Regions from separate parts of the Homo sapiens genome. Here region 1 is linked to region 2. A link is an interaction called in ENCODE POLR2A ChIA-PET data of the cell type or tissue named here. Cell type or tissue: PC-3. All regions are shown on one strand. Each heading gives the region's core, and the rest is flanking DNA. Links, peaks and the distances in the headings are about the cores only.

Region 1 (5,387 bases), core at 288-5,287, 190 kb before region 2:
ATCGCCCAGGCTGGAGTGCAGTGGCATTGATCTTGGCCCACTGCAACCTCTACCTCTTGGGTTCGAGCAATTCTCCTGCCTCAGTCTCCCAAGTCCTGGGATTACAAGTGCGCACCACCACACCCAGCTAATTTTTGTATTTTTAATAGATATGGGGTTTCACCATGTTGGCTAGGCTGGTCTCAAACTCCTGACCACATGATCCGCCCGCCTTGGCCTCCCAAAGTGCTGGGATTACAGGCGTGAGCCACCGTACCTGGCCAACCCATTTTTTAAAAAATAAAATTGCTCAGGCCACACCAAATGTGTCTGTGAGCCCCTGACATAAAGCTTAGTTCCTCATGGTACTTGCGCTATGAGAGAAAAAAAAGCCAAGGATTTACTATGCATCGGGCATTGAAACTCATATACATCATTTTTTTAATCCTCAAAATAGCTTACCACTTAGTGTTAGTATGATCATTTTAGAGATAAGAAAACTGAAATTAAGGATGGATTAAAAATTTATCCACGTTAATCAGCTAGTAACAGAGCCAAGATTTCAACCCAGTTTTTCCAGCTCTAAAGAGTAGCTCTTCCAATCTTATCATGCTATAACTCTCACGAAATTCCAAAGTAGAAGGTCATCTTTATTTTCCCACTTTTTAGAAAGTGAACCGTAAAGATCTTAAAGGGCATCTCCAGCATTGTTTGAAATGTAGAACTCCGCCGGGCACAGTGGCTCACGCCTGTAATCCCAGCACTTTGGGAGGCTGAGGTGGGTGGATCACTTGAGGTCAGGAATTCCAGACTAGCCTGGCCAATATGGTGAAACTCCATCTCTACTAAAAATACAAAAATTAGCTGGGCATGATGGCAGGCGCCTGGGATTCCGGCTAGTCAGGAGACTGAGGCAGGAGAATCGCCTGCATCCGGGAGGTGGAGGTTGCAGTGAGTCAAGATCGAGCCACTGTACTCCAGCCTGGGCGAAAGAGCAAGACTGTCTCAAAACAAAAAAATAAAAACTAAAAACAGAAATATAAAACTAGATGAGACTTTGCACGTGGCAGAGATGAAGATTACTACCCAATTCAGTGTTAACCTCAAAATTAAAATTGTCACTGGACATCAGGGAAGACTCTTCCAGTGTGAAGTAGGGGAATGGCATGGAGTTCTCTTGGGATAAGGAGGTGGCAGTGGCTGAAAACTCAAAATTAACCAGCGCCAACCTCAAGACCTAGCCTTGGTACTGAGGATCTGCCCTTCAGCTTCGTGCTCCCATAGGAGAGCCTCAGAAAGATGTGTGGCCAGATAAGCTACAGAGATTGCAGACAAACCAAAAAGAGAATAGAGTGGCAATCAAAGCAGTTCCTTTGAGAAAGGAATGTCATTTCTCTCCTTCTGAGAAACTGAAAACCCATGGCAAAGATTAAGATTTTGCCAAACATGGGAATTTGAAGAAAGCAGTATCTGCTCCATAAGAACTTTTGTTTGAATGAAGTAACCTGTTAATAAGGACAGATAATATTGATTTGTTTTATGTGAGTTTGCCTGGGGAGTTAACCACGGTCATAATAATTTTTAAGTTTCCGGGTTCTGAGGACCATGGCTTCTGTTCTTGGTATTACTCCCATTGGTTTTCTTTTTTAAAATATATTGATTAAATTAATCCAGGTCTTGGAATAACATATTCTGCACAGAAATCAAAGAGACAGAAAAAGTGATAAATAATTGATGCAGCCTCTGATATGTTAAACATGCAATGTTGAAAGAAAATTTTTCTCCTTTGACATACGGTAAGTCTGAGCATGTGTCATAATAAAAAGAGCTTGCCACATTCTTAAGGTTTGGAAGAAAACTAAAAATGAAAAAGAACAACTTTTTATGTTGATATCATGATCTTCAGCATACTCTCTGCCAAAATTACTTCCTATCCAGTGATTTCATAAGATGTAGCAACGTTAAATTTTTATCTTTTTTCTGCAATTCAGGTACGAGTTAAGTAAAAATCTAAACAAGACATTCTTGGGCCTAAGATGCTCCCCAAAAGAGCATTTCAAAAGAAATTTGTTGCCACTTGATTTTATAAGTATATGACAAACTTGAATGAAACGAAGTTAGAGCAAAGAACTGGTCCAAGGCCTGGCTTAGTCACTTTTTAACAGTTAGCATTTATTGAGAGATTACCATGTGCCAAACATTACATAAAATGCTTTATATTGATTAACAAATATAATCTTTACCCCATCTGATGAGCTACATACTATTATTATCCTCATTTTGATTAAAAAAAAAAAAACTAGTCCACAGAGGATTATAGAATTCACCCAAGATTGTATTACTACCAGAAACCAAACACAGGTAGTGTTCCTTTAGGAATTCTTGCTTTTAATCAATGTCCTATAAACAGATAACCTTAAGCCCTTTCCTTCCTAAGCCTCAGATAACTTGTCTCAAACATGAGGATAATAAAACCGATTCTACCTATTTCCCTTGGTTATTTTGAGGAACAAGTGAGATCATTACATGTAAAGATCTCAATAGGCTGGGCACAATGGCTCATGCCAGTAATCCCAGCACTTTGGGAAGCCGAGGCAGGAGGATCAGTTGATGCCAGGAGTTCAAGACCAGCCTGGGCAAAATGGTGAGACCCCATCTCTACAAAACTTAAAATTAAAAAATTAGCTGGGCATGGTGTCACATGCCTATAGTCCCAGATACTCGGGAGGCTGAGGCAGGAGGATTGCTTGGGCACAGGAGTTCAAGGCTATAGTGAGCTATGATCATGCCCCTGGGCAACAGAGTGAGACTGTGTTTCTTTTTTAAAAAAAAGGTCTCAGTAAGTTATAAATCATTACAATCTTTAGCTTATTTCCTAGTTTTCAGAAATGAGCAAGCTGAACCCTAAGTAGAATTCTTAAGTAGATGTCCCTTTTCAACAGAAGGGTTTCTATGCTTAGGCAAATCACATAATATTGACCTTACAACATTATTATACTTTGAAATTGGTTATGATATCCTTTTTATAGAAAATATAAGAGCGCTATGTGGAAAGCAGAGTTGAACTAGAGTCAAGAGGGCCCAACACTCAGCTCAGCTTTTACCAACTCATATTCACTTACTCTTCAAATGTCCCATCTGTAAAACATGATTCCCTATCTCACAGGTTATTAAAGTTACATACCTGCATGTGCTTTGTAAACTACTGAACAAGAAGCTGTCCTTTGTATTACTGCCATGTCAAAGAAGAATAATGTGCAACTTACCCAGGAGAAGGAGAAGGAAAGGATGTCATTGGCAGGGAGCTAGCCCCAGGAGCCACAGTGTCCCAAAGACTGTGGAGAGACTGAATTTGCTGACTTTGGGTGGGTTATTTTGGGGGAAAGCATTGTTGTTTTAGTCACAGTTGGCTGGGGGTATTTCCTTGACTTCGGCCCCCACCTTCCACATGGAAATTATGTTTTCATTCATCCTTTCATTCATGTACCAAAATATTGGTGTGCATCTATCATGTGCCTGGCATTGTGTTAATTATGTTAAACACTGGGGACACAACGGTAATGAAAATAGAGTCCCTATCCTCATAGAACTTACATTCTAGAGAGGGAGACATGTAACAGACAAAACATGAAACTAAGTTATAACAGCATGGGATAAGTGCTAGAAGGAAATTAACATTGACAGGCGAGATGCTGGTGTGGGAAAGACCCACTTCAGGTGGGCAGTAGCAAGAATGGGAATGCTGAAGGTGGAAAAGGACAGACAGATTTGAGGCATCTTTTAAAGGAAGAATGGACATACTTCTTGATGGATCTGATGTAGAAGACGAGGAAAGAGAGGATTAGGAGATGACTACTAGGTTTCTGCAATAAGCAGTTAAAGGACAAGGATCCTGTCACCATTTACTCATATGTGGACAATTGGAAGAGGAGGGTGTGGAAGTCAATAATACCATTTGGGGTATGTCACTTTTCAAATGCCTGTAAGACATTCAAATGTCAAATTGAATGCATGAGCCCAGAACCCAAAGGAAAGTTCTGGATTGAGAAAAAGGTGGGATGTCATGAGCTTATAGACAATATTTAAAATCATGTTAACATTCTGTTTAGGCCAGGCGCAGCGGCTCATGCCTGTAATCCCAGCACTTTGGGAGGCTGAGGTGGGTGGATCACCTGAGGTCGGGAGTTCAAGGCCAGCCTGACCAACATGGAGAAGCCCTGTCTCTACTAAAAATACAAAATTAGCTGGGCATGGTGGCGCATGCCTGTAATCCCAGCTACTCGGGAGGCTGAGGCAGGAGAATCGCTTGAACCTGGGAGGCAGAGGTTGCAGTGAGCCAAGATTGCGCCATTGCACTCCAGCCTGGGCAACAAGAGCAAACCTCCATCTCAGAAAAAAAAAAAAAAAAATTCTGTTTAATAAGTCTGAAAAACCTTCAAGAACAGGTTTTCTTTAATCCCAAATAGTGAAATTTCAGGATGGCAATAACTTTCAAAAAATGTATTTCCACCCAGAAATTGAGAGGGAATTCTTAGGTCACTGCAAATCATCCCAGTGGAGTAACCCAATGCTCCAGTGAGAAAATGGTGTAACAGAATGAGATAGGACTTGAACTAAGAAGGATCTGGGCTTGAATTCCAGCTCTGCCATTGCTAATGATGTGGCCTTATGAAAGTTTCTTTACCCGTTTGATCCTCTTTTTAATTATCTATACAATGGAAATTTAAAAATACCTCGAAGGTTGTTGTGAACAATGTAAATAACATCTGCAAAAATGTCTAGCACAGGGTAGAATCAGTAAGTAGTAGCAATATTAAATTTCTCTCTTTTTTTGCACAGTAAAATGTCTTGAAAGACACAACCTCTACTTGCAGGCCTCCTTCTTTCCTGGATTCACTCCAGTCATGTTTCCCATCTCTCATTCCACCGGATCTGCTCTTGTGAAAGTCACCAATGGTGTTGATTCTGCCTTCAATTTTGTACTCCTTCTCAACAGCATTTAACCCAATTGATCACTTCTTCCTTGGTTAGCTTTTTTCTCAGCTTCAGTGACACCACACCATCCTGATTTTCCACATATGCCACAGAAAGATCCTTCTCAGTCTCCTGTGCTTAACTGTTTTCCCAAGCAGAAATGCTAAATGTTGGAGAACTTAGGCTCAGTCCTAGAGCCTCATTTTTTCCATCCTCCCTCCCTCCATAGGTAACATTATCCAGTCCTATAGTTTAACATCTGTCAAATCCCAAATTCACATCTTCCCTTGAACTCTAAATTCATACATTTAATTGTCTCTTTGGCATCATCATGTGACAAGCACCTCCAGTTTAACAAGTAAAAATAGAACTCTTGACCACCAACAGCCCTTCCTCAAGTCTTCCACCATCCAGCAAATGGCATCATTATCCAT
Region 2 (5,387 bases), core at 223-5,222:
GTCAGTAGCAGTGTAGCATGACTACCTATTCTGAATGGTTTGTACCCTTTCTTAGACTTCAGGAGTTGCTTTCTACTCAAGCTAGTTCAATTGTTGACTCAACAAGCATTGCTAGGCATTAGATGTAACAGCACAATGTTTATTCCTTCTTTATATTTTTATGTCTTTTTATTCACAATTAAAATTTGTATAAGCTTTGCATAATTGCCATTTAAAGTTAATATTTTTCAACAAATGTAAGAACAGAAATATACCTAATTCCTACCAAACTTTTATAATTAGTTTAGCCAGTTATTCTGACCCTAACCATATAGAGGCACACCTTGTTTTGATGCACTTTGCTTTATTCTGCCTTGCAGATACTGCACTTCTTATAAATTGAAGGTTTGTGGCAACCCTGCATTGAGCATCTGTCGTGCCATTTTTCCAATGGCACATGCTCACTTCATGTCTCTGACTCACATTTTGGTAATTCTTACAATATTTCAAACCTTTTCATTATTATATCTGTTATGGTGAGCTGTGATCAGTGATCTTTGATGTTAGTATTGTAGTTGTTTTGGGGTGCCGCAAACCACATCCATATAAGACAGAGAGCTTAATTGATAAGTGTGTGTGTTCTGGCTGCTCCATTGACCTACCCTTCTCTAGTTTCTCTCCCTCTCTTTCGACCTTCCTAATCCCTGAGACACAATATTGAAATTAGGCCAATTAATAACCCTACAGTGACTTATAAGTGTTCAAGTGAAAGGAAGAGTCATATGCCTCTCACTTTAAATCAAAAGCTAGAAATGATTAAGCTTAATGACGAAGGCATGTCAAAAGCTGACATAGGCCAGAAGCTAGGCCTCTTGTGCCAGTTAGCCAAGATATGGATGCGAGGGAAAAATTCTTGAAGGAAATGTAAAGTGCTACTCCAATGAACACACAAATGTAACAGAATGAAACAGCTTTATTGCTTATATGGAGAAAGTTAGAGTGGTCTGATAGAAAATCAAACCAGCCATAACATTCCCTTAAGCCGAAGTCTAATTTAGAGCAAGGAACTCTCTTTAATTTCTTCAGGGGTTCTATGAAGGCTGAGAGAGGTGAGGAAGCTGCAGAGGAACGCTTTGAAGCTAGCAGAGGTTGGTTTATTTGGTTTAGTGAAAGAAGCCATCTGCATAACATAAAAGTGCAAGGTAAAGTACAAGTGTTAATGTAGAAGCTGCAGCAAATTATCAAGAAGGTCTAGCTGAGATACCTGATGAAGGTGGCTACACTCAACAACAGATTTTCAGTGTAGGTGAAAACAGTGTTATATTGGAGGAAGATGCCATCTAGGCCTTTCATAGCTGGAGAGAAGTCAATGCCTGGCTTCAAAGCTTCACAGGACAGGCTGACTGTCTTCTTAGGAGCTCATGCTCACATTGCCATGCAACCAGTCTTCAGAATTCTTTTCATTTTACGAAACTGAAGTTCTGTACCCATTAAACAACTCCCCATTTTCTTCTTCCTCCTGCCTCTGGCAATCACCATTCTACTTTCTGTCTCTATGAATTTGAAGTCTATAGTTGCACAGGCACAAATGTCTGTCTCTAGAAACATTTTCCAAGTAATACACTTCACTACATTTTCTCTTAGAATCACCTATATCTGTGTTAAAACTGTAAGAATCTGTGTTAAAATTTTAAGAATGTAGCAGTTGTCTTGATTAGAAATATATTTTCAATAGCCTTTCAAAAAACCAGAGACAAAAAAGCAGAGAGGAAATTATCTGCTTCTTATCTGAAGGCTAATGACAAAAAAAGTCATCCATGTGAACTTTAATAGAAATCTGCCGAAACCCTTAATGAGGTAGGTATCATGATCAGCGTAACTCATTACAGAATTGTTGTATTTTAGAGCTAGAAAAAAACCTCAGAAATAATTTTAAGTTCTTCATTTCATAAATGAAGTGATACTGTTGTGAAATGTCTAACCAAATTAATTAACTGTGCAGTTAGGATTGTAGTCTGTTTCTTGTTTCTCAAGAATTCCCTTTCAGCAATTGTTGGTGAACAGGGTCAGATTTTCTCAGACAAACTAGCTATTACTTGTGTTCTACACTATGAGTATGTTTTATAGAAAGTTTTCCTGGCTTATAATATAATTGAAGAGACTTGGAAATCTTAGCCCATGATTTCCATTTTTATATAATCTTCAAGGGCTAGAGATGTATGTGGATTGGAGGTATGTGGTTTTCCTTATCTGGGAAAGTAGTTGACAATTTCTCAGAAATTGAGCATTTATCACCAGTTCTAATGTGATAGGGAATGAGGTATTGTTCATAGTATCATCAGAAATGAAGGGAATTGGGATGAAACTTTTCTTGAATTTCTGACCCTGATGCAATCAGGCAGTTGTTGATGGATTCCATTATCTTCGTGAGTCTTGTCAATGGCAGAGACCTAATTGAAGATTAGAGCTCTTGCAGAGAAAGGTCAAATCAACCACAGTAAATATTGTTGAACAGGGTTTGGCAAACTGTAGCCCATGGGCTGCCTGTTTCTGTGAGATTTATAAGCTAACTTTTTTTTTAACATTTTTAAATCGCTGAAAAATTTTCAAAAGAATACGTCATGATATGTGAACATTACAAGAAATTTAATTTCAAAGTTTATAAATAAAGTTTTATTGGAACATGGCTACATTAATTTATGTATTGTTTATGACTATTTTTGCACTGAAACAATAGAGTAGTTGTGACAGAGAACAGATGGTCCCACAAAATCTAAACTGTTTACTATTTGGCCCTTTATAAAAAGGATTTGCCAGCTCCTGCTAGAAAACATTGAGAATGATTTGTTTTGTAGTACCATGGAAATTTGTGATCTTCTTTGCTTACCTAGAACTGCAGCTGTATGCTACAGCTAAGAAATTCCTTAAAGAACTTCTCCACTTTTTTTTTGTTTTTTTTTTTTTGTTTTTGGCCTCTGGGACAACCCACACTAGTCCATTCATGACTATTTTTTATGACTTTCTTTGCTTATTTTCCAGTGGTTCCTTTTGCCAATCATGTGAACAGACCAAAACCACACAGGAAGGTCTGTGGTTTGCCTAAAGAAGCTTTTCTACAGAGGGATATGTCTGGCTTGGGTACCTCCCTGTTTGTTGTACAAACCTATAGTTTGATTCTGATCATTACACTAGAGCTTTGATTCAAATGTATATAAAATGACCATCACTGTCAGGATGTAAAATGAATAAGCATATTTATTGTTGGATTCATATTTGTAGGACGAAAATCTTAATCTTTCTTATTTTTATCAGGCATTTTAGTAACTTTAGTAATGTTTCTCATGACTGCTAATTATACATCAAGATTAATTGCTATATTTTTTTTTAATTGGCTAACCTTAAACACATAAACCCAATGTCCTTTTTTATAGTCATCTTCTGATAGAGTTAAAACATCAGTGATAGGGAGACCACACAGCACCTCTTATAAAAGTTATTTACCTCCTTTTTCCAGCTGTGGTTACTTGATTTTAGTTCTCTTGAGGCCACTGTAAGAAGGGAGTGGCCCTACAACCATGTAAGAGATCTGTGCTTTGCAGCCACTGAGAACCGGGGATCCTGCCACTATTGCCACCATCCTTTTAAAGCATAACAACAAACAGGTGTTGTGTATCCAGAAAGAGCCCTTATCTGAAGGTTTGGAGTTTGGTTAAGCAGATCTTTTATTATGTTTTACTCATGCGTTTGGTCATAATTATGCTTTTGTGCTCAATAAGGATGATTGTTATCTGTGAAAGTAACTGACAATTTCTCAGAACCATTGCCTTGGTTCTAGGTTCTAGGTAGCTAGTAACTAGTCTGGTTAGTGCCATGGAGAATGTGGAGCACTGGTCTGGGTCATGATATTGAGTTGAGTAGCTGAATTCTCTCCTCACTTCATAGGGTAGTTCTTTTATCTGGTTAGTGCTAGATGCTCATCTGTCTTAGCTTACTTAAATTTTGAGGTCTTGGGAGTAGAGCCCAGTAATGGGAGGAGCTGGGCATACGCTCTAGGAATCTTCTGCATCCAGATAATCCTTTTTTTAGTGGAGTCTTCTCACATTTTGGGATAGGCCATGAGGTAGACTTGGGGCTCAGTAAGCAAAGCCAATGAGGATGACAAAACATGAAAAGGAAATGCTGATGCAGATGCAGGCTGGAGTGGGTGGTAAGAGGCCTGGGAGAGCAGCAAGATGAGATATCTTAGATAATGTTTGTTCTGACTTAGTAATAAGGTGAAATTGGGATGTGACATAACCTTAAGGCATTTTGACTTAGCTCTCACATGTTGGTGAGAATTGAGACTAGAGGGAAAACCCCCTATTTTCATTTCTGAAATGCAGAAAAATAGAGTGAACATTTATAATCCAACCCTGGTATTTTAAAACATGTGTAATAACAAAGTCGGTTATTGTATAATTTGGAAATGCGATGTAAGATATTATGATAAAGCTGTGATTTTCTGATTTAAGAGGGAAGAGTGAAGTGGAAGCCATGCTCGTTCTCCTCTGAGGAGGGTAGAGGACCGTGGACTCGCGTGGCAGGCACTAGTCCAGGGAGGGAAGCCATGAAAGAGAAAGAGAGGAGAGCTATGTCTCAGCCCCTGAGCTGTCCTCTATGAAAAGCTTCACACTCTGTGTCCAGCTGTCTCAATCAAGTCCTGGAAGAATGGTCTCCTTCAGAAGCTTTATTGCTGGCACCCAGGCCACATTGTCCTAAGAGGTGTGACCCACCAGGTCATGAGCCATGAACCCTCTAGTAGGCAGATCCTCCAACAGTTTAAGTATTTTGTGTGTGTGTGTGTGTGTTAATGTGTGTGTGTGTATCTGTCTACTTACCACCAGGCTGAGTTACTGGGGGTCTGCCTAGAAAGGAACAGTGTCCCTGTAAACAGGAGGAGGCTCCCCAGAACATCAGCATCCAACATAAACACGCTGAATTAGGACAATACATCCTGGCTCCTTTGAGGAGGGGCTGTTCCCAAAGCCCTGGCAGGATAGAAGAGGGGACAGTGGGGGCTAGAAAAGGAGTAGGTATCAGCAGGAGTTACTTGAGTTTTCTCCTCTGACTGTAATTGGTTTAAAGTAGAGTCCAAGATTATTAAAGTTGGACTAGATCTTAGGGATTTTCCAGTTCCACCTCCTCATTTTACCAGTGAAGGAACAGATACATACAGGGGTTCTAGAATTTATCTTAGATCAGAGAGGTAATGAGTGGCCGTGTTGGCTAGACTCCAGGTCTCTTGATTCAGTAATGATTCTTTCTCCAACCTGGATCACGAAGGGTTAAATTGTAGCAGGACTCTGGGATGGGATTCAGGGGTGCCAAATGCTATAAGTACAACCCACTGCTGTCTCAGGAAATTGTGG

Evidence for each region. ChIA-PET counts read pairs that join two places held together with the same protein. Peaks named below come from ENCODE experiments on the same cell type or tissue, not always from the same donor. Only the 100,000 strongest peaks of a DNase experiment are listed, where the experiment ranks them.
Region 1: POLR2A ChIA-PET joins it to region 2 with 18 read pairs; 2 of 35 experiments call an interaction of 5 or more read pairs at or near these places.

What each region holds. Positions count from the first base shown.
Region 1 is chr7:116,814,025-116,819,411 of GRCh38, forward strand. All of the region lies in intron 1 of LOC124901731 (a long non-coding RNA gene), which reads left to right. Among named protein-coding and RNA genes, the nearest start is that of CAPZA2, 46 kb to the right of the region's middle. In PC-3, for the core only: no CTCF peak of the experiment used is centred there; no DNase peak of the experiment used is centred there.
Region 2 is chr7:117,006,328-117,011,714 of GRCh38, forward strand. All of the region lies in intron 1 of ST7 (suppression of tumorigenicity 7), which reads left to right. Among named protein-coding and RNA genes, the nearest start is that of MIR6132, 11 kb to the right of the region's middle. RefSeq lists an enhancer at 4,679-4,758. In PC-3, for the core only: no CTCF peak of the experiment used is centred there; DNase peaks (open chromatin) are centred at 3,054 and 4,224; H3K27ac peaks cover 1,535 bases.